Linked DNA regions of Homo sapiens: region 1 is linked to region 2. The links are chromatin contacts, found by Hi-C in ENCODE. All regions are on one chromosome and are shown on one strand. The core of a region is the stretch at or near the end of the contact, and the rest is flanking DNA. Distances in the headings are between cores, read along the strand shown.

What was found. A loop is a pair of places that touch in the nucleus more often than their neighbours do. Pooled maps may share reads with other maps.
Region 1: a loop to region 2 is called in a map with no recorded cell type, with 4 times the contacts of the local background. The contact joins the enhancer-like site here to the promoter of INSC in region 2. A Hi-C loop is called at or near these places in 3 of 37 single-sample maps with no recorded cell type and 3 of 50 pooled maps.

The regions. Positions count from the first base shown.
Region 1 is chr11:15,469,555-15,473,546 of GRCh38, reverse strand. No RefSeq gene overlaps it. Among named protein-coding and RNA genes, the nearest start is that of LINC02751, 81 kb to the left of the region's middle. Within about 2 kb of position 2,011, at least 2 of the 41 ENCODE cell types and tissues checked have a DNase peak (open chromatin) inside an H3K27ac peak, as active enhancers do.
Region 2 is chr11:15,112,385-15,116,236 of GRCh38, reverse strand. It overlaps INSC (INSC spindle orientation adaptor protein), which reads right to left and starts at 1,314. Exons shown (of 13, transcript NM_001042536.3): 1 at 1,234-1,314. RefSeq lists enhancers at 1,607-2,140, 2,792-2,841.

The DNA.
Region 1 (3,992 bases), core at 762-3,261, 360 kb before region 2:
AGTGTTTTGTTCATTCTATTTCTCAACTCCGCCATAAACCCTTGCAATCTGGAAAATTATTTTGTATTATTTTCTTCAACTGTAGAAAATTACCCTGTATTATTTTTCTGACAATTTCCTCTCCTCTCTTTTCTCTGTTCTCTTTCTCTAGAACTCATATTAACCCCGTTTTCAATTCTGATTTTCTTTTCTCTCCTATTTTCCATCTCATTGTTTTCTTTTTTTCTCACCCTTATCTTCCAACCCCTTTATTGCATTTTTAAAATGTTCTTACCATATTTTTAATTTCCAAAATCTTTTCCTGCTTTTGTGACTCCCTTGTTCATAGCATCCTGTTCTTGTTTCAGATGCACTAATTTCTCTTTTTCTACTCAAGAATGTTGACACAGACCAGCCTGACCCCAAAGATCACGTTTTGATCATGACATTCTGCCTAAAAAAAATCTTTTCTTGGTTCAAAGCTTATTCCTTTGAGAACTTGGAAATCAACAGAAATTGCTTTCTGATGTGGATCATAAACTAAAGCGTATGCTACACTATGACAGGGATCATGTCTGTATTATTTACCAATATATACTTTGCCTTAACACAATTGCTCCCATGAACAGATCTGTTCTGCAAGTAGTTGGCGAATGAATGAATGGTGCAAGAACTATAGCACCCTGATTTTAATAAAACAGCCAGAGAGGAAGAAAAGAGAGGGTTTCTAGGTCTTGTGTTGTCACAGCCATTCAGCAGCTCCTGATGTGATAAAACAATTTCAGAGTGAGAGTGTGGCTCTGTCCTACACTTCAGAGTGAGAGTCTGCCTAATGGAAATGGAATCCTTTAAGAAACTGCAGAAGCAAGAGGTGTGAGGTGTTTAACAGGACTATCCAATGAGTTCATTCATAATGTTAACAAACCAAATTCCTGAACAAGCTCAGAGGCCCGATTGGACCTGTCAGCCAGGAGAGACAGCTGTCGGTCAGGATTCATGGCAGGCATGTGCCTGCCCTGAGGGCAAGCTTGGCAAGGGGGGCTGGGTGGGGGTGGGAAGATAACAGAGATAAATCTAAATTCATTCGGGAAGCAGTCACACTCAATGACATATTCACTGACTTCTTCAACAGCTCATTTGATAATGTTCTCTCTGCACTATTCATTTTTCTGAAAGATGAAAGCTGGCTGAGGATCTCATCTGCTCGCTGATGCAGGGAAAGAATTTGAAATTAACACACACACACACACACACACACACACACACGATAGGGAGACTGGGTGAGAGAACGAGGAAATATTCTGATGACCAGTTTGTGGTTGGTCCTGACACAGGAGACCTAGACCCCCGGTGTGAGGTCACCTTTAATTAGTTATACATTATAATTCAACAACATGCCAATTGGCAGGTGTAAGGCTCCACAGGAGTGGGGGTTGGAGTGGGCTTTTTTCATGATAATTAATTGCTTGAAGAGCGTTATCTCCCTGGTGAGAGGCAAGTCATGATTTGCAATGGGAGAAGAGAGAGGTCGACACCTCAGGGCCAGGTACTACTTTATTTCTCAGTGGGTTTCAAGTTCCATTGTTCCTATGACATAAATCAATGAGTATTTGTTGACTGCCAGTCACTGTGCAGAGTCCAGAATGCAAGAGAAAATGAGAGACAAGTTGAGCTTCCTGGTACCACCTTCCAGTGAGGAAGACAAACTTAAAAACCTTGAAGTCTAATGCAGATGGTAGGGTAGTTGTCGTGACTTCTATTTTATAGCAGTGTAACCATGAACTTTGACTTTGTATGTTTAGGTAATGTATTCTCCTTGGTGAAATGGGGATAATAAAACCTAACTTTCAGGATTCAATGTTATGAGGATGGAAATCTACAGTGCTTAACTCAGCATGTGGCACACGCCTCTGGTTCAGTGTAGAACCTTGGCCTCAGGTCTTGCTTTCTCTGGTTAACCTCCAGAGTGAGTACTAGACAATTGCTCAGGATCGAACTCTGCCCTAGCCCTGCCCTTCTTATCTCCCACCAGCTTATAGCACTGGGCATGGATGGCCTTGGGGGCTAGGTTGGGGGAAAGGAGTATGCTGCCCACTTGGTTTATCTTTTATAGATCCAAACACAATACCTGTTAGATCAGTACAACACACATGCATTGAGGGCCTAAAGTGAGCCAGAAGTTTGTGTGGTTGACATAATAAGGCACAGCGTGTTGAGAGCAAAAGGCATAAAAGCAAACACCTGAACTGTAATGTGAGTCATGTGAAGTAAATACAAGGAACAGAGAGAGTGCAGAGAAGAGAGGGTTCGACTTAATTGGGTAATAATGAAAGTCATGGAAGCTGTCATAGAGGAAGTGGCAGTACTGTGTGACAAGAAGTATGCTCCAGGCCAGCAGTGCACTGGAGCAGACCTGCGCTGGCTCATGGTGCTCATCACCACGTTCTCAGAAACTCTGTGAGCTGATTGTTAAACATAATCATTATTAAAAATTAAATTACTATATCTGCAATCACAGTGGAAAAGAGTCTGGTGGCTTTTTAAAAATTAAACACAAGATTACATATGATCCAGCAATTTCACGTTTGGGTATGTACCCAAAAGAATTAAAAGCAGGGACTTGAATGGGTATTTGTATACCCATGTCCATAGCGTTATTCACAATAGCCAGAAGGCAGAAAGCACCCAAAATCCCAAATGTCCATCAGTGGATGAATGGATAAAGAAAACAAATTTTATATATATATCTATATATATATACACACACACACACATATAATTGTGTGTGTGTATAATGGAATATATGTATATATAATGGAATATACATGTATAATGGAATATATAATAGAATATATACAATGGAATATATTTCTATATAATTGAATATATACCTGTATGATAGAATATATACAATGGATATACACATGTAATGGAATATATATAACAGAATATCTATAAATGTATATATAATTAAATATATATAATGGAATGTGTGTATAGAATAGAATATATATAAAATGGAATGTGTATATAGAATAGAATATATATAATGGAATATGTATAATAGAATATATATAATGAAATATTATTCAGCCTTAAAAATGAAGAAAATCCTGCAATATGCAACAACATGGATGATCTTGAGAACATTATGCTAAGTGACATAAGCCAGACACAGAAGGATAAATGCTGTATGGTTCTACTCACACAAAATACATGCAGTTGTCAAATCCATAGAGAAAGAAAATAGAGTAGTGGTCACTCAGAGCTGAGGAATGGGAAATGGGAAGTTATTGTTTACTAGGTACAGAATTTCAGTTTGGGCAGATGAAAAAGTTCTGGAGATGAATGGTGGTTAAGGTTGAACAATGTGAATGTGCTTAATGCTATGGAACATTTAAACATGGTGAAAATGTTAAATTTTATGCTATGTATGTTTTACCACAATTAAAAATTTAATTCTATTAACATATTAAAATAAATTACATTAAGTTTAAACCTTAAAAATACTCAAAACTCATGCCTCCCTAATTATTTCATGATATTTTTCTGTAATCTGTGTTGTGGAGATTATTTATCTCTAGTATATCTAGTGGTGAAGATACCATATAATGATGTGCTACCACCCATGTCTTCCCCACTCTGCATTCAACGGCCTCATGTTGTATTAGTCATGGTAGGGACATTTATACCAGAGAAATTCATAAATGTTACAAATCAGGGGTTTTTGCTTTTGGTTTGGTTTTCTCCTGAGAGCTGGTTGTTGAATGTTTACCAGCAAACTACTGGGGGACAGGATTTGCAAAGCTCAGGGAGTATGAAATTGTTCTCTAGAAGCTGCAAGCATTTGGCACTATTAAACTGTAGAGAGCAATTTCAGATACGGAAGAAGTAAGCAAGATCAGTCATGAAGGGCTGAAAATGTCAAACTCAGAAGTTTCAAACTTCAATACTTTACTGTCAACTTCAATGCTTTATTAATAATAAAAATTTAGCTGGGAGACACCATACCA
Region 2 (3,852 bases), core at 65-2,564:
ATTATATATGCTGAGCTCCATGTCAGATCCCAGCCTGACCTGGCTTGCCTTCCAAAGGCAGTGTTTGGAAGTTTTCACTTCTAAAAGGGCGAACAGTGCTTCTAAGTCCCAGAGCTAAAGGGACAAGATGCTCTCTGGCTGAGCTCCATGGACAGCCTCAGTTTCAGATTCAATGGAACCCCTCAAAGGCACCACATCACCATCTGCCCTGACCCCCACAGCCAAAGTCCCTGACTTAAAATATTCCCCACTGAGGCCAGTTTCTTGGACCCATTGTCAGAGGTATAATATATAGATTAAAAGGGGCAAAAGTGGGAGGAGGCTAGCGGCTGAGGGTGGGGCCACACCAGGGATACATTTGCGCATATGCATTGAACAAAGTGGGTGCATGTTGCATACATGTCGTTGTCCACAGGTATACATGTTGAAAGTGTGAATGGTTGCATGGCTATCCTGAGAAGAGTGTGTGCAAGACTGGTGCACATGGACAGGAATGTGTGTATGCTGAGCATGTAAGCGTGGGTGCACTGCGAGTGTTTGTGGGTGGCCATGGCCATATGGTCCACTCATCCCCTGGCCTCCTGTCTCTTCTCCTGGTTTAAGAGTGGGGTCTCCCAAGCTGTCTCCCTGACCCTGGTCTAGCCAGATGGGGTTAGTCAGAGCCACATTCACTCCAGTGTTGTGTGAGGGCTCTGAGCTTCTGTCCTTCTCCAAGCCCTGAGAAACCAAAGCTGAATGACCCACAGAGAAGACACCCCAGCTGGGACAAGTCAGGTCACCTTAGAAAGCCTGAGTTCAGATAACACTCCCTAGCCCCAATTTCTGCCTTCCTGGGTTCACACTGGCACATCCACTCATCCACATGTGGACTGGCTCAGCCCACCTGGGGGCCTTCCTGCCACACACACAGGCATTTCCACAGGTACAGACACAGTGCACCCAGGGCAGCAGGTGCCACACAGGCAAATACCTGTGGCCCACTCCAGGCCACCACACACTCTGACACACTCGTTCACCCACACTCGCACCCTGGGGCACATGCTAGAAAATTCCACATGTGGACATCCCATCCAGACACACTCCCTCACACTGGCGCAAGCTCCCCTTCACAAGCACTCCCACTGACACACTTACACCTACTATCCAATTAGTGACAAACCTGCACTGTTCCCAACTAGGCTAGCAGAGGCATCACCAGCCCCCTGAATCCAGCTAGGGGAGCTGTCTACTTACTTAGCGTGCGAGACAGGCTGGTAGTGCGAGCGGCCAGTGGTGGCGGGGCGCAGCTGGAGCTCCAGAGGCCGCGCGCAAAGTGGCCGCTCTGCCGGCCCAGCCCGAGAGGCCGCCCCTGGCCCCCGCCCCACCCCCCGCCCCGTTCTCCCCCGCCCGCCCTCTCCGAGGCGGTCGCAGCCTCCCAAGGACCTTCCACAGCAGCGCGCTCCCTGCCAAGCCTTGGTCCCGCGTCAGCCACGGCTGCCTGCTGTCTCCGCGGGACTACGAGGCTATTTCGGTGCCCCTGGGGGGGGAAACATGGCCCTCCCTCCCATCTGCAGGAGCGCTGGAATGGGGACGCGGTCAGGCCTAATTAGAGACCGGGCTCCCCCGGGCCAGGCGGCAGGCACCAGGGTGATCGCCCGGGAGCCGCGAAGCCGTCCAGGCGGGGTCGCCCACAAGGTGCCCCGCATGCCAACATCTGGAGAGGGGAAGGGAATGTGCCGCGATCGTTTCCCTTGGAGCTGAAACAAAACAAGGAGGGATTTGGGTGCAGTTCACTTGCTAGGAAGGAGGAAGCCACCCAGCTTTGATAGACCCCAAACGCCTAGAATGAGACGGTTTATTCACCGCAGGTGCTTCCCTCTGGAACCTTGCTCACACACACCTAAGTCACCCTCCACATCTTGGACCTGCCAAAAATGACGAGGGGTTGTTGCAGAAACTCCTTCTAACTTCGGCACATAAGATCAGACCCCACCCCCCACCCCCCACCCCCGTCCTGGACTCTGTCAAATAGCTAAATCTAGAGGAACTTGATTCCTACCCAAAAGCTCGGGAATGTGGCATTTTTGACCTGGAAGAAAGCTTCCAGATCATTTCATACAACTCCCCCTCCCCCGCCTCCGCCATCTTGCTATGAGGCTCCCAGAGCCCAGAGAATCTTGACCTATTCTTGGAGGTCCTCAAGCAAAGGCAGCCCCTGGTCTCCCTTGAGCCCTGTTCCAAAGCTTGAACTCTCTTACTGACAGAAAGATCTCCTTGACATCTAACCTAAATCTCTCACATGCAAACTATGTCAATTTGCTCACAATATGTATTCAGGGAGAAGGAGCTCAACTCAGTCCCCATGACAAAACGACCACGCCGAGGTCCCACTGCAGCCTTCTCTTCCTTAATGCTAATAATCTCTATTTCTTTTTTCAGGCTCTGGCTGAAGCTAACTGCTGCTCCCTGGACTCGAACACACACAGTAGCTCTCTGATATTAACTCTCCTCCTCAGCTCTCTGGGGGCCCAGGGCTCAGAAGGTGGCCAAATCATTCCTCTCAGACAAGCCAGCTTCAACTCTACCCTCCAGTCATCCAGAACAGCCTGATTCTACTCCCCAAGTTCCCTGAGAGGGGCCTCAGTTCCTGTTTCAACAAGTGCTGTCTAGGGCTGGGGACAGGGCTTGGTGCCGCCTGGCTGGGCATTACCACTGAAACCACAGTCTTACAGACTGTTTGCAGAATCTTCTCTCTGAGTCTGTTTCCGGTAGGGCAGGTGGTATGATAAGAATAGTCTCAGCCGGGAGTGGTGGCTCACGCCTGTAATCCCAGCTCTTTGGGAGGCCAAGGTGGATAGATCACAAAGTCCGGAGATTAAGTCCATCCTGGCCGACATGGTGAAACCCCATCTCTACTAATAATACAAAAATTAACTGGGCGAGTTGTCATGTGCCTGTTACCCCAGCTACTCAGGAGGCTGAGGCAAGAGAATAGCTTGAACCAATGAGTCGGAGGTTGCAGTGAGCCAGTGAGCCAAGATTGTGCCACTGCACATCAGCCTGGCAACAGAGTGAGATTGCATCAAAAAAGAAAGAGAGAGAGAGAGAGACAGAAAGAAAGAAAGAAAGAAAGAAAGAGAGAGAGAGAAAAGAAAGAAAGAGGAAGGAAGGAAGAAAGGAAGGGAGGGAAGAGAGGGAAGGAAAGGAAGGGAAGGAAAGAAGTCTCCAATTCTTCCTCAAAGAAACCTGTTTTGCATCCTGCCTCTACTACTTTCTAGTGATGAGTCCTTGGACAAATCACTTAACCTCTCTGAGCATCAGTTTTCCCATATGTACATTGGGGAACATAAAAATCTCTGCCCAGCTCATGAGGTTGTTGAAAGTATGAAGTGAGGTCAAGGATGTAAAGCACCTGGAAAACTAAGATATTTTATTATATGCTAGAAATAGAATGAGGCTTAGATCATAAACAGATCGATGTTAGCAAAAAAGCCTCAAAGTTCTTTTATTTCCAGGCCCAAACTCTGTGTCTGGGTTTCAGGGTAAGAGAGGAACAGACTTGGTTTGTTAGATGTTCCCTGGAGGCACTTGGCATAAATGCCCCCCCCCCACTTCCCAATACACACACACACACACACACACACACACACACACACACACACACACTCACATCCACCTTCCCAGATACATACGGCACAGCACAGCCTCCTGGACTCCTGGACTCCCCATAGACCCCAGCCACCTGGACCTTCGCTGGCCGCCTCTCCATTGCCAGGGGGCCGTCTCATGGCTCCAGCCTTGGCTGCAGCGACTCCAAGTCTCCTTACAGAGGCCCCTGTGAACAGCTTCTTTCCCTTTGCCCACCCTTCTGGG